3 separate regions of the Mus musculus genome follow, and all the other regions are linked to region 2. The links are chromatin loops, found by intact Hi-C in ENCODE. Cell type or tissue: gastrocnemius. All regions are shown on one strand.

Evidence for each region. Peaks named below come from ENCODE experiments on the same cell type or tissue, not always from the same donor. Only the 100,000 strongest peaks of a DNase experiment are listed, where the experiment ranks them.
Region 1: it touches region 2 in a loop (2.0-fold over the local background); 2 of 42 quality-filtered maps call a loop at or near these places.
Region 3: a loop joins it to region 2, with 2.4 times the contacts of the local background. A loop is called at or near these places in 4 of 42 quality-filtered maps.

What each region holds. Positions count from the first base shown.
Region 1 is chr16:24,790,322-24,798,321 of GRCm38, reverse strand. The region is part of intron 8 of Lpp (LIM domain containing preferred translocation partner in lipoma); the gene reads right to left. Among named protein-coding and RNA genes, the nearest start is that of Mir28a, 34 kb to the left of the region's middle. In gastrocnemius, no CTCF peak of the experiment used is centred here; no DNase peak of the experiment used is centred here; H3K27ac peaks cover 761 bases.
Region 2 is chr16:25,052,351-25,060,350 of GRCm38, reverse strand. A230028O05Rik (RIKEN cDNA A230028O05 gene) reads right to left here and starts at 712. Exons shown (of 3, transcript NR_040374.1): 1 at 548-712. In gastrocnemius, no CTCF peak of the experiment used is centred here; DNase peaks (open chromatin) are centred at 982, 1,257, 1,837 and 4,018; H3K4me3 peaks cover 1,993 bases; H3K27ac peaks cover 3,554 bases.
Region 3 is chr16:24,987,263-24,995,262 of GRCm38, reverse strand. Lpp (LIM domain containing preferred translocation partner in lipoma) reads right to left here. Exons shown (of 13, transcript NM_178665.5): 13 at 2,685-8,000. Among named protein-coding and RNA genes, the nearest start is that of Gm52245, 50 kb to the right of the region's middle. In gastrocnemius, a CTCF peak has its summit at 7,580; DNase peaks (open chromatin) are centred at 3,848, 4,483 and 4,760; H3K27ac peaks cover 1,600 bases.

The DNA.
Region 1 (8,000 bases), 260 kb after region 2:
AAAATCAAGATGAAAACAGAATACAAAGTGTGTGAAACTGGGGGCAATGTCAGCTGATACCCATCAACAATCAATGATTTATAATAGCAAAGAAATCCAAGTGTAACAGCGAAAGAGCTGTGACAACAGCTGGCAGGATAGTCACCCAGATCTAAGCGCAACAGCTGGAATGAGCAGTCTCTACCCCCCTGCTTCTCAGGATCCAGACTTTGGTAGTTCTTGGGCATTTTCACAAGGCTACAGTATTAGGAAGAACATGCACACTGGAAGTGAAAGGGGAGGGAATGCTTGAACAGAGGAATACTTGATATGGTAGCCTCAAACAATTAAAAATCCCCAAACAATTCAGTAGTTAACAAAATACCAGAAGGCTTGCCAAATATTCATGGAAAAAGTAGGGCAGTGTGGACTTTATTTGGAAAGCCCTGTGAGAAAGGAGGGATCAGGTATTCCTGACAAAGCAAATACAGGATCCCCTTTTCAGAGGCACTGAGTGAGTGGCAAGGTGCAGGACCGTGTACTAGAGAGCACAGGAGACTAGGAAGTTTGGATTTGTATCCTTACTTCATAAAGCCTGCTCTTGTGATGAGGTGCGTTCTCCTGTAACTTCTATTTCTCCAGGTGGCTGGGAACCCCGGCCCCAGCAGAATACTACAGAAGACTGCACAGTGCTCTTGCTTGGTATTATGCACTGTCACTTGCTTAAGCAAGTAGCTTTCCTAACCTCTTCATTTCACATGGAGAAAACAAGGCTGATTTTCCCAACATTTAGAGAGTGGGAAAGCCACATCAAGAGTGAGGGTTCCAGAGCCCCTCCAGATTTAGTCACAAGAAATAATTCACCTGTTGGCAGTTTAAGGATACTGACTAGTGTCACTTGCTTGCAATTTTTCAAAACTGACAGCTTTGCCTTGAGGCCCTGGCAGGTAGACAAAATGGTTGCCACTGGCTTTTCCAGTACTGTGTTTATACATTTAACTATTTGCTTTCCCTACCCCATCCCAGCTACCCAAACTGATCTCTGATCTGGGGGTTTGCTTTGCAATTATTTCACAGTTTGGAGATCTACTTTAGAGAATAACCATTGGCTGTCACACAATCAAGATAGCCAGTATCAAAATGCAGAATGTGTAAGGAGGTCTGTGTATAGCATGTCCGCAGGACTTAGTGTTTGCAACCAAAGCATTCTTGGGCCATCTTAAAAGTCCAAGAGTTCTATAGATAGAAGATTTTCATTGCTTGCTATTTGTACCAGAATAAAGTCACTATTCAAAGATGAATATAATACTGAAAAATTCAAAACACTGGATTAAGTCACTTATCTTTTGGATGGACAAATAGTTTTCCCTAATACCCAGTAGATATATTCTCTCCTTCAGGAAGCACTTATGTGCATTACTATAATTTTAGAATTTTAAAGATGAAATAATCTCCATGGTGAAGCATATAGCCTACAAGTCCCGTTCATTTCATAACAGGAGTCATCACTGTAATGTTCCAGCCACTCCGGGAAGAAGAACACACTGCTTTCAAAGCAATGGAGTCTTTCAGAAAAGTGAATGCTGGGACTTCTGTCACTGAGCTGCTCCTACGTGTCTTGATGCACTTTATTATACTGTGGTTCTTATTCTCCACTTGCACAACTCTCTGCAATAATTTTTCAAGACAGGGTTCTCTGTGTAGGCTTGGCTGTCTTAAGCTCACTCTGTAGATCCAGCTCTCCTTGAACTCACAGAGAGCCACCTGCCTCTGCCTCCTGAGTGCTGGGATTAAAGGTGTGAGCCACCTTTGCTTGGCTTATCTGGAATCTTTAAAATAAGTTTTTAATTTTTGAAATTATAATATAATTACAACACTTCTCTTTTTGTTTTCTACCTTCACATCTTCCTATGTATCAACACATTGCTCTCTTTCAAATTCACCACCTTGTGTTCTTAAAAATTATGGGTGTGTTCATGTGTGTGTATGTGCATGTATGTAGATGTGTGCACACATGCATAACACATTTGTGTGCTTTGCTTATGCTTCATATAGTCCTCAAAGCTAGGCAGGGTCATTCTATACTTTGTGAACCCCCCCCCTCCCATTTGAAACCCAACAGCACCTATGAAGCAAACTCTGGAGCTATGTGGTGCTAGGTTTGGGACATTCTGCTCTAGGCAGCTTTAGATTCTGAGACTAAAAACAGAATGGGGTGGATGGGGACCTATACTGATTCACGGGCATGAAAAATGTGTGTGGCCCCTTCACTAATGGAGCAGACCATCCCAGTCTTCACTCAGAGGAAACATCCTAAGAGTTGTGCATTATGTATCTTCAGTTGCCAGTTAGCTTCCCAAAGACACAGCTGCCTTTATGTGATTTATAATCATTGCCTTTTTGTTTTCTGTATATATGAAGTTTTTTCATACATAAATTATGTACTTTTTGCAGTTTTCCCTCCACAGGTTGCCCCACCTCATGCAATGATTGGACTAAGCTCTTCCAGTCTCAAACCTGAGCATTCCAGGGAAGATTGCTTAAAATGCTTTCTCTCTGCTGGGAGAACTCAAATTGGAACTATTTTCTAATTCCCGACTCACAACACTTAGCAAAGGCTGTGGTGACAGAAAAGTTATTTGTGCGGGTATCTGTCTACACAGGTGAAGTACAGTCTACAGTCTTCAACAGCGCAGCCCAGAAGAGTCAGTCTCTTCTCCAGGCCACGATGCAGCAGCTCAGCAGGACGGGAGACACTGATGGACTTCATCATTTGGTTGAACGCAGTGTTTAAGTACCCAGTCGTTTGAGGAAAATTGTGGAAAATTGCTCCATTTGGCATTGTTATTGATTTGTGAAGACATGTGGGGTATATGTGTACACACACAGACACACAACTCAGCCAGAAAGAGTTTAATCATCTGAATTTTAAGGATTTTGTTGATTTTTCACCAGAAAGTATGTGGGAATCTTGAAGTAAAATATGGCTAAATCAGTAACATATACCATTTTAAGGCATTCTAACAAACAAACAGAATAAATCTCTATAACTCCCACACTCCCTGTCTTCTCATTATCTCCTCTGCCATGAATGTCCCCTTTGAATCCTGTTAGGAGACCTGAAGGCCGAGTCAGCAGCACAGCCTTTCAGAATCCCCTCTCGGGTCCTAGAGGGCACTGTTCTTTCTCACAGCCCTTCATACTCTCTCCTTTCTCCACACATTTGTAAACAGATTTGCAAATCAGTGCCCATACATTTTGGATTTATTTTTTACATTAACTATGGTGCTCTTCGTGTTCCAGGTATGATTAAGTCATCAGAAAAAACTTCCATGACTTTTACTTAGAAGTAGAAAACTGAGGTCAGACATTTCACAAACAGTGAAATTACTGTATGCAGATCAAGCTTACTGATATGACTGGGAGCTGGCATAGTAATCCTTCGTGGTATTACAGAACCAAGCAATGATGAAGGTGGACAACTACTGATGCAACCCAGGCAATTAAATATGGCCAGCTTTACTCATGAACACACAGACAGTGCCAAATGAAAGAAAGCAATAACAAGATAAATTGACAACACATATTAAGTGAGTAAAGCTTATATACATAACCTCAATAGCTTACATGTTCAGGATTCATAAGATGAGGCTCTGTTTGCTCTAACACAGTACTGTAAGGTTTAAGACAGCCTGTGCTACCTAGTAATTCCAGGTCACCCTGGACTACAGAGTAAAAGAGACTAAACATTACCCAAATACAAGGAGATGCCCATGAACGTGACGTGACTGCAGAGTAAAATGAATTCTCTTTGAATGGGGCTGGCGGTAGAGCTGAACTGTCCCAAACTTGCCTAGCATGCATGAGGCCCCAGGTCCAATCACTGGCACCACAGTAAGTATAAAATATCAGAGTAATAAAGTGTCTTCTGGATACAACACACCACTGCACTCATTGCTCATGGGTGCTATATTTGCCTGTATAAAATGTACACAAGACCTAGCCAACGTAGCATGAGATGCTGAAGGGTTCACAAGCCCCAACCCTAATGAGGAGGGCGGGCATGTGGAGAGGAAGAGTCAGTTTTCCTTAAGGGTGTGGTTCTGGAAGGCTGAGCATGCCCCATGGAAGGTCCCATTAAACGGGCAGCACAGATTAGAGTGAAATGGGAGTATTAAATACAAAAAACATGAAGTTGACAACAGATAGGGAGGTAAAGATAGATCTTGGAAGAGTTAGGGTAAACGTGATCAATATATTTTATCATGTTGTATGAAACTATAAAATAATCAATTAAACAATACACATCATCAGATGTTCAATTTCCTTTCTTTATCCATCTCATCGACTCAGGCCAGCTCTAAGACATTCCTTAAAACTCATCTGCTTGGAATGAACTTGGGAATTCATCCTCTCATAAAAACAGCACTATAATTGGATGTTGGGTTCACAAGTTAATCCAAAATTCTATTAAACCCATAATTATGTTAACCATGTTTTTAGAACCCAAAATAGAGACATGGTATGACAAGTTCAATCACAAGAGGAAAGCGATAATAATGATAATAACTAAAGTTTACAGTTAGAAATGGTTCTAAATGCTTGAACATGTGCCTATTTGATCCTCACAACAGCCGAGTGAAGAAAAGCCATGTATAATCCTGTCATATTTGAGACCCACCGAGGTTAAGAGAGGTGCTCTAGGTTCAGAAAAGAATGAAGCAAACACAGAAGTGGATGCTCACAGTCAGCTATTGGATGGATCGCAGGGCCCCAATGGAGGAGCTAGAGAAAGTACCCTAGGAACTAAAGGGATCTGCAATCCTATAGGTGGAACAACATTATGAACTAACCAGTACCCCGCGCAGCTCGTGTCTCTAGCTGCATATGTATCAGAAGATGGCCTAGTCGGCCATCAGTGGAAAGAGAGGCCCATTGGTTGGGCAAACTGTATATGCCTCAGTACAGGGGAACGCCAGGGCCAAGAAGTGGGTAGGGGAGTGGGGGGGGGGGGAGAGGGCATAGGGGACTTTTAGGATAGCATTGGAAATGTAAATGAGGAAAATACCTAATTAAAAAAAAAAAGAATAAAGCCAGATGAACAGAATCGTTATTGCAGAATCTCCGAGGAATCAGAATCTCACAGCCTCTGAACTCTCCTGTCTTACTAACAAACAGCTGAAATCCCCACCTTACTTTCTCTAGACCACACTCAGGGCTGTGGAATTAATTATAGGCAGCCCAATCAGTCCTTCCCCTAGCTGCCTTAAGGGTACTAGGAAAGGTGGCACACTTCCAAACCACAGCTGGAAGTTTGTAGGACCCATGTCAGAGAACTAAGGCAAAACAGAGGCTTCGGGATGGGTAAAAAGCCTGATTTGGGGATCTGCAATAAAGAAGACAGCTCATCTAGGTGGAAAATACACCCGGCAGTATGCAAGTGGCTAGCAAGCCTGCAAGGTGGAGGCCTAAACACTCAACACTATGGCTCTCAGTCTCAGTCAATGGTGTGGCTTGGGCTCTGTTTCTTGTCCTTTTTTACACATTAGGAAATGTTAGCACTGAAACCTTCTCCCCCTCTTATGTAAGTTCTACTATGGGAGAAAAACTGCAATGAGGAGATGTAACCAGTAGCCGAGGGTCCAATGGGTTAGTATAACAGCAATAAGAAAAGGAAAAGTACAGAAATCAGCTGACAGTTACAGCCAAAGTCTTATGATAGTAACAAGGGCGGAGAGTAAGCAGTAAAACTGTTGACATCAAGACTAATGTTAACTCAGCCAGGAGAAAGCGCTGTGGCATCAGGTGAAAAAATTAAGAAATCAAGGGACCATTTAAAACTAGACAGTCAAAGTCAAAGGCCTTTATCATACTGAAGACTCATTTCAATGTCAAAGGGATATCTGTAGATTGAGGCCAGGAGATTTTGACCAGAGACAGTTCTATACCTTTGGAGGGCTAGTTTCTCTCTTTATATGCACCAAAACTTTGAGCAAATCAAACAACTGCCAAGAACAAAACATTCTCTTAATAAAATGGGCATAATGATTACTTACAAGAGAACTCTACTGAAAAGACAAAAAGAAATGTCTCAACAGTACTTCATTTACTGTGAACCCAATATTCCATGCCAAATTATTTTAATATAGACATATGAAGTGCCTTGACATCAAACATTTGTTTCTAATACTGCCCATCGACAGAGGTTTATTCTGTTTCCTGTGAAATGTTTCCTAGAGCTCACAGTGCACACTGGAGCCTGCCTCTATTCTGCCTCTTTACTTTAGGTCCTGGCACGGGATGAAGGAGCATTACTAACGTGCAGTCCACCTTTACGAGAGGCAAGGAACCTTCTAGATGTACATTGTGTGGCCTTGTCTCAACATCCTAGCATCTTACGCTAAGGCACGGGATGTCTGTAGGAAAAGCTAACTGGAGAGGAGGGGATGGTACACGCTCTTTATCATCCTTTAGCTAAGGTACTGTATGAATGTCTTCTGGGTGGTTACCTTTTTTTTCCCCCTAAATTTTATTGAAAGATTAAGAACTACACATCATATAGATTGGAAATATGATTGACAACAAAATTTTCCCTTGGTATTCACTGATTAGTAGTACTCAAAGACTAGTAAACTCTTTTAAATGAGAGATAAAAAACAGTTAATACTATAGGAGTTCTGGGCCATCTAACCTTTTACAACTACTCAGCTCTGAATGTAGAAAGATCAACTCTAAACAACCCATAAACAAAGGATTGTGGCTGCACTCCAGTACAGCTGTGTCTATAGTCACTATCGTAAGCTCAATTTGGCATACAGGATGCTGTCTTCTAATCTCATTTGACAGGTTTAGATTATTTGCTGTTTTTCTAATTTTGTTTTTGTTTTTTGTTTTTTATACATAAGATGGTAGGGAAGCAATCTACAACTTAAGTATAAGGCACTTAAGCAAAGTAGTATGGAAGGTGACCTGCCGTGAAACAGCGTGATGTATGCATGAGGTCAGGTCCTTGAGAAACATCTCATGCAGGCCGTCTACAGGTTTCTTTAGCACTGAGTTTTTATAAAAGTTGGTACAAGGGCTGGTGAGATGGCTCAGCGGGTAAGAGCACCCAACTGCTCTTCCGAAGGTCCGGAGTTCAAATCCCAGCAACCACATGGTGGCTCACAACCACCCACAATGAGATTTGACTCCCTCTTCTGGAGTGTCTGAAGACAGCTACAGTGTACTTACATATAATAAATAAATAAATCTTTAAAAAAAATTAACAAATTAAAAAAATGCTGTAAAAAAAAAGTTGGTACAAGGCATTGGAAGTCGATTTTACATCTCTCTCTCTCTCTCCATTTACTCCTTGTGAACATTAGAAGACAGGAATCATATTCCAGTCAGAAATTATGGTTGATTTCTCTGTTTCTCTTCTCTTTCCTGTCTGTCTCATCTCATCTCCTCTACTCCTCTCCATTCCCTGCTGTTCTGTTTAAATTTCGTGAGTGGCTAACTAGAAGCCTTGATAGAGTGGAAACTTCATATTGTCTTGAAGACTGCAACACTGGGGATGCCAGACAAGGGGTTATTAAGTGCTTTGCTTTCAGCTCAGCGCTGAAGAGATGGTTTGTATCCAGACCACAACTTTATCTATGGCTATTACTTTCCACAGCAGCATGAGTTTTACTTCAGGGACTCTGGGTACCAACAGGGTAGAGCCCTGTCTTTTTGGAAGCTGAAATGAAGACCGGCCTGATTTTAAGTGCTAAAACTAAAGAAACACTGAACCACAGATGTAAAATTATCATGCTAAACCTGGAAGCCCCTCTAACAAACAGTCCTAGCCCTATGCTATAAGGACACACATACACACACACACACACACACACACACACACACACACACACTCACATGCCGTATTTAAGTAGTTACAGTATAGCAGTGGCAAGCACCATCCCATGAATGCCACCATCAGAGCATTATACTTTGGGAACTTGAAGCGATTTCAATTTGAAGGTTTTGAGAAACATAAA
Region 2 (8,000 bases):
ATCAAGGACTCTCATCTGAGGAAGACACCACTTCCGGGTTTCACTACCAAATTCTCCCTGAGTCTCTAGCCACGGAGAAATGGGTTTGGATGATCACAGGAAGTACCTTTTTGGCAGTCCAACATGGCCAGAAATCTGAAGGGGGTGGATTTTAGTGGCTCTCCCTTTTTGATATTTCGCCTTTGGGAGACTCTTTCTCTGCTTACTTTCCAGGACTTACAAGTCCGGAGTTCCTTTGGACTTTAGAGACCTTAGGCTTTTAGAGACCTGAAGGTCACAGGATCAAAGAGGGACTTTCTCCTTTGGTCCTTAAGACCAACTGGTGAGGTAGGTTGAGAACAGGTAACAGTTAACAGGCAGAGAAAGGATTGACAGCTGCTGCCAGGAGCTCATCAGCCAGGCTTTGTATATGGAGCACCGTAAGCTTTCCAGCAGGAAGGAGGGGAAGGGTAGAAGGAAGAGGAGTAGCAAGCAGAAAGGGGGAGGAGCAGAATAGTGCCGAAGGACTAAACTAGAACTTTCTTCTTCGCCCCACCTCCAAACTTACCCCTCCCTCGCAACCCAGGGGGGAGAAAATGGGTCTGAGGCTGTGCGGTTGGGAAGGGCGGAGGGTAACATCTTCACAGATGCTGCAGCTTGGCCCTGCAGGGCTGCTGGGCCTTTGAAAGGCCACTTGTAAACTCTTGGTTCCGAACAGAAAGGCAGCCGGGAGGAGCTGGGGCGCGGGCAGGGGGAGGAGACCGGTCTGCCTTCAGTGCCTAGAAATCAAAGCAGCCAACCTTGGGCTTTTTCTTTCCTTCACACTGAGGCACTTTTATTGGCGAGATGAAGGGAGGCAGAGAGGGCCTACAGCCCTCGCTTCGCTTTTGGAGGTTAATGACCCAGTTAGCAGCTCTTGGCTGAGTTTCCGACATTTTGCAGACATCAAGCCCCGCGCCTCTGCCAAGTACATTCTGTTCCCTGGAGCCCATCCAATGCATCTCAGATTACTATGTAATGCGACAAAGAGGGAGAGGCGGCTGGGAGGGGCCCGGAGAGCTGGGCGGGGTGAGCGGGCGGTAGCCCCGAGAGCGGGACGCAGAAGCCGGCTGGCGGGGAAGAGGATGCCACTCTAAATACAGCTGCTCCAGGGGAGTCGCATCCCTCGAGGGGCTTCTTAGCTGGAGAGGGAGCCCGAAAGGAGGGTGGACAGGCCCTGTCCTCCAGGAATCCTGCCCCGTAGAGCCCGGCACGGTCCAGAACGCAGATGGGGGTGGGGAGAACAACCGGAGACCCGACAGGACAGCGGGAGGAGGAATCCAAGGGGCGGGCCTAGGGGCTCGGCTCCGCCCCTCCAGGCTGCCCCAGGCCCGTCCCAGCAGCTCCAGGGGTGAACAGCCTGCTGGCTAATTATAGACCTGAATGGAAAGCGGCGCTTTTGAATGATCTTGTTGCTCGCACTGCCTTCAGAGTCTGAGGAGCAGGTGCGGCCCTGCTATATACAAAGTGATTCATTTAAAAGCCCTCTGTCACGTACGCTCACTTACTGACACACAGGAATCCTTGTGCGCTCCACCACCCAAAGGATTCCAGAACTGGCTTAAAAGAACTTGAGCTCAGGGCAGAAACCAAGCGACTATTGGAACAACTTCACCACTCCTTAGTAGTCTCGCAGAGTAGATGAGAGAGGGTACTAGGCCTTTCTCAAAATGTTGAAAAGTAGGGTCTTTGCAATTTACAGCTGGAGAAACGGAGGCTGAGACAGAGTTTTGAGACGTGTCTGTGAGAGCGGGAAGTCAGTGTGAAGCTAAAGAGAAGCATGGGGTCCTGCCAGCCCCTTCCTCTGCCTGCCCAGACTGGAGCTTAACGTCTCCCATCCTGAACCTCTGGCACGGAAGAACACCCCTCCTTCTAGAATACCCCTCTTTCCTGAGTGTGGCACCTACCCGTTGCACCTCCCATCCCTGAATCCCACCAGTAAACCAGCTGAAGCCAGTTCCAGGCCTAGGAACTGGCAATCATGCCCATTTTCCCTAGTGTTCTGTATGAGTCAATCTGTTACGGCTCTGTCAGCACAATGCCCTGTGAGGAACTACAGAGGGGGCAAAACTTCCTTCCCTGTCAGCGTCTTACACCCACCTCGGGTTCACACTCACAGCTAGCCAAGACTTTCCATGACCTTGATGACCAACTGCAGTCTGCATAAGCACAATGGAGCCTCATGCCCATTTGATGGAGTCCTTGAAGAGTCTTGGAGGGAGGAAATGACTGGCTCATGGTCATCTGATGGTGAGTCTGTATGGAGAGAGCCCAAAGTGGGCCTGTCTGCATCCTGAGTTGAGGTCAACACACTTACTTCTTTCTTAGATCCGACCACAAGCCCACTCAGTCACAGAGAAATATTGCTGTGAGCAATCTGATTATTTGCTCTCTGGTCCCCACATCACCATACCAGTTTTGTCCACACTTATGAATCTGGGTGTAGAGAACTGTTATTTTTCTCTAAACATCTCTAAACCCAGCCAGTGCATCTGGCCTTAAATAGAAAGGCTGTCCGTCTCACCACCTAGGCCCACAAGTTCCACCTCACCTTTGCTGACCATTTTAAACTTAACATTTTCCTCGTTCAGTGTGAATGGTTAAAGAACCACCGTCGAAATACCGTGCTGAAAGAAACAGAAATTGGGGGGTAGAGATTATTTTAATAGCTTTTTACTTGCCTCTTGAAAGGAAGTTCTGCATCTTAGGATTTATAAGTATCCACCCTCCCCAACATACATTGTGTTCAGGCCAACCCTCCGAGCACAGTAAAACTCTCATATGGCTGGACAATATCATATGTACCTAAGCTGAAAATTGTCACGTGTCTCTGAAAACAGATGAATGTTCAAAGCACAGTCGAGGTTCAGCTCTGGGCTGCAGTACAGGTATTTAATCTGTGTGGGTGTCTACTTTGTTCTCTGTGAAAATGGACATAACCACGGCTTATAGAGGCTGTGCTGCAGGGCTGACTGGGGAAGGAGCCCAGTGACCAGAAAGGAATGAATGTCTCTTCAACCAGACTACTGAATTGGGAATCTGAATTCTATTTTTTGACTTGGATATATTTTTTAAGTTCCATGAATTTCAATTTTATCAAATACAAGAGGGTAACAATAGTGCATGCTTTATAATTATGTGGGTAAAATGAGTTTAAATGTAAAGGGATAAAATATATGCCTGGCACACAGTAAAGTGCTCCGTAGAATGAAAACTGAACATATATAGGGATTTCCTAGAATAATGCCTATCTGAAAGTGCACACACACTAAATAGCCACTCTATGTTTTCCTCATTTTTAGAATGGAATTCTCCCAAGATTAAATTTGAATACTATACATGAACAACTTGCGGTGCTCTCTAAGACAGCTCACAGCCAGCATTAGTAACTCCGTTGTTAGGGCACTGATTTGGTAAATATTATGTATTAACTCTGCATGATCAAACTTGACGAATGAAAGTGGATCGTGTCCAGGCCTTCAAGAGGAGGATAAGTAAGCAAAGACATGCTAGGAGCACATAAATATCTAATACCAAGGGAAACTGGTGTCTGCTTTGACTATCACAAAACACTAAGTGTCATGAAGCATCAAGAAGCCCAAGCACATACCTATAGGTGGGTCATTGGCTCAGGAATATGTGTGGTCATGGTAAAAAGAACACAGCACATCCTAGAGGAACTACCAAGATCTAGACACTTCGAGTTGACAAAAATTCCCAGTAAAAATAAGATAAAATAAAATAAAATAAAATGCAGCTAAACCCACCTCGGAATGGAAAGGGCATGCTCACCAGACTGCAAGATTGCCAGATTCAGAGATGGGGCAAAAGTCAAAAGACAACAGACTGAAAAGTGGAAACCAGGAGTCCAAAAGTTCCAAGAAGCCAGGAGGACCCCCATGGGTCCCACTGAGAATGAAAAGGCAATATTTGGAGGCCAGCTTCCTGTTCCAGCTGAGCAGCTGCCTATGTTGAATATGGAGTGGAGTGGAGGAGGGCTTTTCTGAGGCCAGAGCTGATGTGCCAGGGCCGACAGTGGGTTGCTGGCTCTTCCACAGCATCTTAATGTTCAAGGTTGATGTGTACTCGCACGTGTCATCCTTTATAACGCCGTTCAATGTGGAAATGGAGTGCATGCGTACTCCTGAGCATACCACAGCGACTCAAGCAAATGTAAACTTCCCGGGTCCCAAGGCTTAAAGGACAATCGAAGTGGTCCAGAAACTTGGTAGCCCTAGACAGACTTGTGTGTGTGTGTGTGTGTGTGTGTGTGTGTGTGTGTGTGTGTGTCTACCCCCTCAAATCAGTAAAGCCAAGTCAGAAAGCATGATGGGAAAAATTAGCATGTGGAACTTGAAGCAAAAATAAAATCCCTTTTGTGACCCTTCATCTGAAGTGTTTTAATTAACTGGTTTCTGGATTCAGTCCTTCTTTGATAGAAGAAGTGAGACAAAGGAGGTGGGAAGAGAGATGGAGGAAGGGAAGGAAGGAGAAGAGGAGAGGGAAGAAGATGGAGAAGAAGAGGAGGAGGAGGACATGGAGGAGGAGACAACTGGTTTTATTGTTTTCTGAAGCCCCCTCTTAACCGGATCCCTTCCCAGCTCAAGTTGGGGAGCATAAAAGAAACCCGACTGGCTTCATTCACTAAGGATTACAAGCAGCTGAAGGAGCTCTGCCCACCTTCCTGTTCCAACCTTTTTAAACCGTCGGTGGCATCGCCTTCATTGCAGCGGGGCAGGAAGTTTGGTGCTGTACTTCTCAAGCAGAGGCACAAAATGCCAGGTGCAGAAGTGCCAGCCCATAGAAGTTACAGGATTCAACCTCTTCCCACAGTGAGAGGTGTCAGGAGAAGAGCAGAGAAGAAATTCATGCGCGCATGCAGCCACCTGCTTGAGACGAGGACCTGAGACCCTGAATTCAGAGTTACTTCTCTCTCCATATAGCATGCACCTTTGAAGGGGAGCTTGGTTTTGCTGAAAAGAGGGGAGCTTTGACAGAGGTAACCACAGATTTAGACCCAGTTCTACTATACATGTACTTCTTACTGTTAGCAGGAGCCCATGTCTTCTGTGCAGCAGCAGCCACCATTGCAAAGCCCCGCTACTCTACGCCAGGCCCTGGAGGTCTGAGACACTAGTCCTTGGCAGTAAATTAGCAAACAGTTGAGCCAGTGTATGGCCAACTCCCTCTGAACTCCATGTTCTTCCTTATAGCACGCTGCTTCTGTGTGCCTGTTTTTCATCTTTAAAATATAAAATTATGCCTTTTTTTTTTTTTTAATAAAAAAGCAAGACATGGTTGGTCAGGTCTTTGGTCCCAGCATTTGGGAAGTAGAGGCAGGAGGATTAGGAGTTTGAGGTCATCTTTTACTTCATACCAAATCTGAGGCCAGTCTGGACTCCAAAAACAGAAATGCAATAAGCAAGTAAACAAACACATAGTACATGCTATATAAACCTTCAAATATTTACTTTGATGAACAGATTTTGAATGTGTTGTGTTCTACTTTAGGTCTCACTGTTTATGTAACTTAAGGATGTTGGATGCTGTCAATCATTGTCATCACACTCTGCCCCACCTTTCCAGTCCCAGCTGTCTCTATGTGCTTTCTCTCAAAGGCTTAACTTCCAACCATGGAGAACCCAAGCAGAACAGCTCAGGCAGGATGGCAGCTGACTCTTTATTCCTTGGTGTGGGAATGCTGTATCAAAGCGTTCAGACCCAACAAGAATAACTCTATCCATTCATAGATCCAGTCCAGTGTCTGGCAGGTTGTCCCTACCAGGGGCCAGGGCATTAGAGTTGGCACTGGAAATCCCCAAGGTAGGCAGCTGATAAACGCTGAGTCATGGGAGCAGGGTCCAATATACTTCTATCAAAGACAAAGCAGGCTGCAGCTAGACTAAAGTGGGTAGATCATAAAAAACAGGCTTAGAGCAAAATTCAGGTGGAAGCAATAGAGATTATAACACATATAGGCTTTCAGAATAGATAGATGTGTCCTTTATTCTCCTCTGATTACAAAGGCTAATAAGCACCATGAAAAGGTTGCTTGAGGATGCAGTAGGTTGGAAAAACACATTCATGGAGATGATGTTATCATATTCAGGGGAGTTGTCTCCTGTGTAGATGGGAGATACAAAGAAGAGGATGAGGAAAGTGGAAAGTGGGGGCCCTAACTATGTGTGGTGTGCTTGATTTCCTTAAGGAAAATGGAGATCTGAGGCAAATAAGGGAAACTGTGAGCATCTGCTCATCTTGACGATAAATATATGACATCTGTTAGAGCCTTTCTGTATGATTACTATTTAATAATTTAAAATAAAGACATAAAAGTAGTAAATATTTAAAATCTAATACATTTTATTAGTATCTGTCACTGTAAAAAATCTGGGGGATTTTATGAATAAAAACAGAGAAAGATAATGTGTTTTAAGTGCTACAATGTTGGCTGTCTCCTATGGTATTTCCAAGCCAAGGAACATGTCGGATTCTAGTAGGACTTTGGCAGTAGGCTTGTATGCCGATGCCGACACATGTGTGGAAAGGGAACTTCTGGGTTCTTTCAGTCATGTGGTCTCCCATCCCTAGCTGACCTTTCTGGCCAGGAAGTACAATTTTGATTTAGGAATTGGGATCTATTACACACACACACACACACACACACACACACACCAGGTACTTGAAAAAGACTCGCCAAAAATCACAGCTAATGCTACAAACCCAACACAATAAAATTTATGGATAAAAGACCAAGAAGGCTTAAACAGCACCATCAACCAGGGCATCTCATAGCATTGATAGAAACTACCCCCACAACAGCCCCATATGTCCTTTGCAAGGGAACATGGCACGTTGGTCAAGAGAAACTGTCCTGACCCACAAAGGTTACTGTCGCCCTTGAAGCAGAGCTCCCAGACCCTCCCTCAAAAAGAAGTTTCATTATAGAGAAAAGCTTGGAACCTTCTTGCCTCTGTCTTCAAGCTGACAGGAAAGAAGGATGAATTGTTACATGACAGGAACTTGTCAATATGGCTAGTGGCCAACTCATTTGACAGGAAACAGAAGAGAAATAAAGGATGAACAGGGGGAGCCGGGCAGAGCAGTCTGGGCCCATGTAGTCCTAGGGAAAAAAAACACAGTAAAGGTCAGACATGCATGGGGCAATCGTGCTCTCTAGGCTAGGTGGATTCGTAGAGAGAGGCACCGGCTGAAGAGGACTCTGGCTGCCTCTTACCCACAAGAGACTGTGTGTGAGGCTTTTTCACTTCCCCTTCCTGAGGACTGGCTTCCTCTTGGGCAAGACTGAGTCACTAGAATCTAGTAACTGCATCTCCAAGATAATTTCCATTTGTACCTTCCTGTGACTATTTTTGTGTTCCTTCTAATTGCCTAGGTCTTCAAAGAGCGAGTAGCAGACAGCAGAGGCCTACATAGACTGAACTATTTTCCCCCACAGTCCTGGATATGCTCAGACATATCCCTCGGGGTTCCACAAGGACATATTTACAAACAGCTTCCAACAAGCAATAAACCGACCGAATAAGCCTTGCAAGAGAAATCCTGTATACCAGACAATTTAATTCTGAACAATAGACCACATGAGGGTGTATAAATAACTAATTATACTACACAACATGAACAGTTTTTTTGGATGATTGCAAAATTGGGGAGGAAGGAAATGCAATGGTATTTATATATTTGGGCTTCAGTCAAAGATTTCATATTCACTCTTAAGCAATTTTACATACAAAATTAGCTCAGACTAGAACATGGTCAAACAACTCAAAACTGGCAGCAATCTGTTAGCCTTGGGCGGTTGGGGGGCGGGGGGGGGGGGGGAGTTTGTGTCCGAGCATTCACAGAAACAGAATGGAGAGCTGAGTGTGTGTTCCTGCAGTTTCTATGAGAAGCTCAGGGAGTGGGACCTCGGTTCCTGCAGTGACCCACAGAGGAGACAACAGTGGAGACTAGTTAGGGCC
Region 3 (8,000 bases), 65 kb after region 2:
TGACCTGTTTCTGACTTATATTTTAGCATGAAGTCGGATTTCATTTTAATCTACTCCTTAAAAAGTCATATTTAATTGTAAATTCTAAACCATTTATGTGTACTGTAATTTGTAGTTATGAATTCATGCTCTTTAAATGTATATATTTTGTTTGTTTGTTTTCAATGCAAAAGCAAGAGCAATTTTATTTAATCCAGTATGCTGGGGCCACCCTGCACATAGGGAGAGAGTGACCCTGTGCAGCCTATCCAGCAAGCCTTTACACAATTCTCAGGGCCACCACCATTAAGCACAATATGATTGGCAGAACAGTGTGACTTTTAAACTGATTATTCTATAGGAAATGAGGTGGGTGGCCAATGGTCTTAGCAATGTGTCTCTGAGCTCCAGGTGGCTGGTTCCTCCCTCCCTGTGGTCTGAGGGATGTAATTAGCCCCTCTCTTCCAGAGGGGAGGGGTGCCTATGTTCTTTATGACCTTTAGCTTCCAGGAGGGGGGGGGGTCTGGTGGAATTTTCTAAGGGCTGAGGTGACCTCTTCATTCCTCTTTTCTTTGTGCAAACTTCAATCCTGAAGCTATTGCTGGTATTCTGACAGCTCATACTCCTAGTCTGCTATACCTAGTTCTTTGTATCTTCTGCTTTAAGATCATTAGCTGTACTGTACTTATGTGCTCCTTAACATTATTTTATGTGTGTGTGTGTGTGTGCAAGTGCATGTTTGTGTGTGTGTGAATTCAGGCTTTTACATGTTTTACATTTGTCTCATTTTTTTTTTCTTTTCTCTTTTTTTAATCTTTGATTTGGGAGCTGAGGATGTAGCTCAATTGGTAGAGTATCATGAAGGACCAGATACGGTCTCCCACACATCCCAATGTAAACTGGGTGTGGTTGCACATGTATAAATTTTACCATGCAAGATATGGAGGCAGGGTATTCAGAAGCTCAGGGTCATCTTTGGCTACACAGAGAGTTTGATGACAGACTGCATTACCATCTTTTTACTCCACCTTTTTTCCTATTGATTTTTGTGGGTATATACTTTCTTTCTTTACATGGTAGCTACTGAAACATTTACATATAAATTTAATTTCAAAATCTGGTTATCCAACTGCACCCTTTACCTAAATCAACAAAAACTCTCACAGCTTAAATTCTTGTTCACTGTGCTTACATTTTAATGCTGTCCAGAATTTCAGCTTTGCTGGTTTATTTTTTCAAGTAAAAGGATTGCTCAGTATAACAGTCCATGCAGATTTAACTATGTGGCTGCTATTTTCTCTGCTAACCATTCCTTGTTGAAATACTGCTATTCTTTCCTGGTTTATTTCTTTCTGAAATATTGTGTTAAGAATCTTTGCTTTGGGTCTAGGGACATCACAGGTTTGCTCAACTCTGTATCATTATTGTCACACATCATTAAACAATCTGTATGCTAGCCCTGCACTGAGTCAGGTGACAGGACTCAAGCTCTGCCTTGTCATGATTCTGGACGTTGGGGAAATGCTTTTATATCGCTGGGACTTAGTTTTTCTTTGGCAGGTCATCGTGAATGGTCTCTAAAGGTCCTTCTATCTCTCAGAATCTCAAGTAGGACAAAATGGGTACACAGAACATTAGACTACATAGAACAGAATGGGCTTGTCAAAGAGCATCAAGTGACTGAGAAGGTGAAGAGATGGGAAAGGAAAATTACATCATCCATGCTCCTTATGATTTCAACTTCCTGAATTTCCCCAGGATTCATGATGTACTCACCATGCATTCAAAGATGAACCTTCTATGTGGCAGCTTTAAAAACAGCTGCCTCTGTGAGAGCCCTCCTGCTCACAAATCTCAGATGTTTGACCAGGTGCTGGAGAGAGAGAAGGGCTTCTCTCCAGTTTTTGTGATGGGAGACTCAGTCATACTTTAGTAAGCTTATACCCTAAGGCTTAGTGCACTGGGTGTTTTTGTTTTCTTGACATCTGCTGAATGAAAAAGTGAACTTGTTTTTTTTTTTTTTTCTGTTATTCTTAGAATATAAATGAGGACAAGATGATGACAGAGCATGAAGAATGATTAAATGCCAAGTGCGTAAATGCGGTCTTGCTCCCTTGTATCTGATTCATCCATCCCTTTCTCCTAGAGATCTGTACTATCCACTCGCCCCACTTTGGATTATACCTGCATTCCTCATGGTGCCTAAGCAAAGAGTGATTGTGGTGTTTGAGAAATAGTCATAGTACAAGTGGAGAAAAAGTGTCAAACGAGGGTAGAATTCCACCAGGCCCACCTCAATGGACCTACTTACTTGGGTCTAGCATTAAAAGGCCACACATACACACTCATACACAGAGAGACATGTGTGTGTTCCCATACGCACACATACACACATACGCACACTCACAGACGTGTGTGTGCACGTGCGCGCGCGCACACACACACACACACACACACACACACACACACTTCTGCAGAGTTCAGAAAGAGGGTGCTGAAGTGGTTTGCGAACGTGTCAGAAGTTGAGCTCATTTGTGTTGATGGAGTGGGGGCTTCATGTTCTTGCAGCATAACTCGCTCTGAGAGGCATTCCCAGTCTCAGAGGACCATATGGAAAGCAACTGGTGAAAAAATGAATCACAGTAACTGGGCTTAAAAGGAAACAGAGATCATCTGACTCCGAAAGAATTCCACACAGAGGCAAGTTAAGTGGAATGAGAAGTTTATTGGATTTTTAAATATAAAGTAATTCTTTTACAGAAAAAACTGTGATTTTCATATTTATTCTCATTGAGCACTGGGGAAACACAATCAAAACTGATAGAATGTAAATAAAATCATGTTTTAATATAATTGAATAATGTGTAAATACAAAAGAAATTACCCAAACCACTTTCTTGTAACACAACTTCTGATTTTCAGAAAGGATTATGTGTGCTCCCGTGGGGATGTCAGCGATGGTTTATGAGACAGCAAAGATATGCAATTTGCTTACACTGTGAAAATACCAAGGCTCTGTCAGGATCATGCAGATGAACAATGTCATATCCTCTATGCGTCTGTGTAGCTTTTCCTAAGTTGGAAATGTTACTGAGTCTTGAGGCTGCTGCTGGTGAGGCTGTGATGGTGGCTAGCTAGGAGGAAGTGCCTGCTCCCAGGAGATAGGTTTAGCACAGGGAAAGCCTAACAGCTTTTCTCTCCTGTCCTTACCCTGTCCCATTAAACATGACTTAGCTTTCATATCAAGCTCTCTCTCATGGCCACAAGTCACCAGACTGAAACTCAGAGCAAGGCCACACTGTGTCTGTCTCAGTTTGTTTGTTCCCAAGGAGGAGTACCTGTGTATCCCAAAGACTTGAGGACAGCACACAAGAGATTTTAGAATTCTTTTCTAGCACTGAAATCTGATCAGGTCAACAGCAGAAAATTATTAGTGTTGAGATTAGATAGAGATCAAAAGATAGGTAACAGGAGAAATGGGAAAAAGTACTGCCCACCTCTAAAAAGAAAAAAAAAAAATCAACCTGACTCCAATCATGACGTTCCTAAAGAAGTACGGCCATAGCCCTAAAGCTACTCACCAGTCCTGTTCCTTCAGATCTCGTGGGTTGCTGGGATCATACTGGGCAGAGTGGCAGACAACCACGATGGCACTAAATCTGTCTCCCACAGTTTGTCCCCTCTACTTGCATTTGGTACAACTGAGTAGGAGTGGTGGCATTTCATGGTAGCTTGGTGACCACTAGGGCATCACTAATGTCCTTTCAGGAAGGCTAAGTGGATGGGGCGACACATCTTACTTTCCTCACAGGCATATTCAAGGGAATATGGAGCCAAATGACTTAGAAGGAAAGGAAGCGACTTGGCAAGTGTAATCTGCCAGCTGGTTGAGTCAGACGACACATTGAGAACAATCTTTTTTGGAATCATGTCCTCCGTTCAACCCTTGTACGATCATACGGTATCTCCATGTACCTCAGCACATCTACCTGGCTCACCTCCGAGCACGACTGCTGGGTAACCACTCACCCTCCCAGGCTATGCTGCTGCCTCCTCAAAAATACCTAGAGTTCCTGTCGCTGACAGAGAGAGCTCCAGGAACAAAAGCCCTCAAATAGCATGGACTGGTATTCTTAGGAGCTGGAGTAAAAATGCTTCAAGGAGCTGGCAGGGATGCCTGGCCCCCTGAGCTTACACTCCCTATAGCCAAGACGTTAGTTTTCTCTATGTTAGCCTGTAAGATAAAAGAAACCTGCTGACACTCAAAACTTAGCAATACTTAGTTTTTAAAACACACATGACACATATTAATTGCCTTTCCCTCTCCTGATGAAATGTTCATGATTGTATTATTTCCATGAAATACGGGTTCCTCAGCAATTTGCCACTATTCCTGGGATATAAATGCAAAGTGGCTGTGTCAGCAGGAAGTGCAGGAGACTCTTGTTTTAGCCCATTTCATGGTAGCCACTGAAGGGGAGATTGGAAATGAGCCACCCTCTTCAATTTGGCGATGCTTCCTTATCTCAGCACCTACCCCTGCTGATGGTGTTTGTGAAGCCCGAACAGTGTGAGTCCGGGTACCGTGTGTACATACATATGTAGGAATAACGTTTACGTTGCTCAGAATAGGCACTCTTTGAAGGCAGCACATCTAAAAGTAAAGTTAATAGAGCCTATATTTAGCACCCAACTTCTCACTTTGCTGATGTGTACGCTGAACAGAAGATCACAGATTTGAAATCAGTCTCGCAGAGGCCGGAGTCGGGAAATGGCTATATTCAGAGCTGGGAAAGTCTTGCCAACTCAACTGAAGCTGTTAAAAAGGCAGAGTTGGAGAAGGTGCAATCATGTTTCTCAAAGGTGATGGCACAGAAAGAGAAAAGCCTGCGACAAAGCCATGGAATAAGAAGCCTGTGCGAGCAGCTCAGGCAAGATTACTATCCCTGGGCTCTGTGCCTTTGTGTAACGTCTACTTTGTGGCAAGGGCTTACTACTTAGAAAGTTCACCTCATAATTGCACACATGCCCATGCTTAGCGGTAAAGAAAGAAAAGCCCCAAATCTGTTAAGTAACGATAAAGGCATAGATCCAGACAAGGCAATGCAAAACCCAGGCTAAGTCACTTCGCGGAGCCACCACAGAGCTCAGTGCTCCCTTCCGCTGCACAAAACTTGGCTTCTAAGTTTCAGGTTTTGCGTAAGGCACATAATTCCACACAGCATTCTTAAGACAAGAGCCAGACAGTCATGTGCCATCTATAATTCTATTTTCTCCTTGACATATTTTCTGGAAGGGAGTAAAGACTTGACTCCAACGCTTAGAGGGGAACTCTTCTACCCTTCATTCATGAGGAAAGATGTCTTAGGTAGTCTGCTAGTGTCCCCAGGTGTCCCAAGTGCACACATGGGTAAAGGACAGTCACTGAGAAATGATTTTGCTACTGCTTCCCTGCCAAACCTTTTTTTTTTTTTTTTTTTTTGATTAGATCAGTCTCTATTTCATCTGGGACACATATCAGTTTGGAACACATATCACTTGAAGTAGAAGGAAGGTCCAGGGTAATTCAGTTTGCCAGTGAGCGATTGAGGTCTGTGGCACTATGGCTTTTGGTAGTGTAATCCCATAGGCTGATGTATCTGCCACTCTTTTAGTAACCAAGCACAACTCAAAAGGTTACTACAATGCAATACTACCCAACTAGATTAGCTCCCATCTTAGGCAAAATGAGACCGTTCCCATTGATGGTATTTAAATGATGAAACTCCCTTTTTTCTCAGTCTGTGTTTGAAGGAATGAAACACGTTAGGCAGATCACATGACCTGGCCAAGCCAAGCCATTCTTTTCCTGTAATTCCTAAGTGAGCATCATGGCTCCAAAAGATGAGGAGGGACTAGGTTGTTTCTCTTTCACACAGTCTCCCCTAAGAAATAAAGCAAAAAGGGCTTGAAGGAGTTAAGTGTATAATTGAAGGCCAGCTCTGCCTGCTTTATATTTCCCCACTGAGAAATGGAGCTAAGTAATTTGGTGAGCAAAGATATTCAGATTTAATATATTTACTCCATTGTGATGGAGGATGAGGATTTATGAGAGCAACTAGGAATTACTCCTCATCACGATGAAGCAAAGCAGATGGGATAAAAAATGGCAACCCAGCCCCAAAGAACACTGGGTCCTTCGTCTTTACCGCTTTCCCCATAGAAACAGAAGGAATCAAGCAAGAGAGATAAACACCTCCCGTTCTACCCCTGCGTCAAATTGCCTGGACATATTTTAAGAGATAAACAGATCCACACAAAATTTAAGTAGCTTTTTCTTTTCCTTTCTGGAAGCTATGAAAATGGGTCAGGTTTAGGAATTATTAATTTCCTGGTCTAAAAAGCTAAAGTCTTTTAAAATAAGATTTCTTTTTTATGAGCGGTAATCTTGGTCTGATGGAGGAGAGGCTCTAGGGAAGACAAATGCCTAACTTACAAACTAGGGCATTTGAAAGGGTTTCTAGATTGAGGACAGATTTAATGTGGACAGAGAATATTTTCTTAATTAGTCAACGGATTTTCAACTTGTAGCAAACAACCAGAAGATAGAAAAAGGAAAGCCAAGACTGCACCTGGAAGGCATATTCACGAGGAAGTCAGCTCTAAGAAGAGTGTTGATTTGTTGACCTGCAATGTCGGCTGACTTCTAGAATGTACCCAGGGTGCTCCAAGCAGGGTTTTTGTTGGTGCTAAGAATACAGTGTCATGCTCCTTGTGATGAGGGTAGATTAATCCCATAGATACAATGAAGGGTACATTTCAGGAGGTCTGTTCATTCAATAGCACTTGTTTAGACATTTCAAGGCCTCTGGACTTGGGTTTGTTTGATTAGAAACTCCTGGTTGCCTCAGCACACTCTTGGGCTGACAGAGAGAATCATGGTTTTTGTTTTGTTTTTTTAACCTATAGCAGCTTCTGTCTCTTTGGGATATACATTGCGGTCCATTGGAGGGAGAGATTTCCTAAAACTCAGGTAACCTCTGCACACTACTATATTTGAAATAATATAGTCTCAATTGATATCCTGAACCTGACAGGTCCAGAGATGTTTCCAGTGAATGTAAAGCAACTCTCTGGGAAATTTTGCTGCAATGTGCTTCTGCACAGATGTCTGTTTTCAGTGGCCTTTGCTCAGGGGGTATCACCATAGAGGTGATCACAGAGACCCATGGCTTCTCACAAGATGACACAGACATGTGCAATCTCTTAATAATCTGCAGCAATATGATACACATATACCACCTGCCACTGATAACTAGATGGTTGTGGGTTTCCATGGATATTTTTCTAACAGGGCCTTGTGTGACAAGGGGTAGGTAAATACCCACATCTCACACTTACCAGCTAGATTGCTTTTGGCAAGACACTTAAGGATTCTGAACCTCAGCCTTGCTTCTAGGACAGGGCTATTAATAACCATCCTCCCAGGGCTCTTCTATGTGTGAAAGCAGCTTGGAAACTCTCTCAGGAATTTTATTATTTCACAGCTTAGAAATCCACCCATAGGTGCTGCCTACCCAAGGGCGGATAGCAGCCTCTGGCGACAGGGCTCTCAAATTCAAAGCTGATACAGAAGGGACAAAAAACCCTGTTCTTCCAAAGGCTAATGGTTGCTAGCTAAACTGTAACCCTGGGCAACAGTGAGAGAATTTATATACTTTTACATAAACCATAGCATCACCCAATCCCTTTCCTTAAGAACAGTATCCTTTTGTACTGAAGAGCTGATCAGAAGTAGTGAGTTTAGTAACAGTACCACTGAATTTTGTTTTTGACCTTTTCTTTGTAAAAGCTGGAGAATCGACAGTGATGTTTCCCAAATTTTTTAAAGGTCATTATCAGTGGATCTGATAAATGAAACAAATTGTTCACAAGACAGTTACTAAGGTAGGGCATGAGGCTATATGATAACTGTCAGAACATTTTGTTTTCTGGATAGAAATACACCAACAAAACTTACACAAATTCTAATATCTGACTGT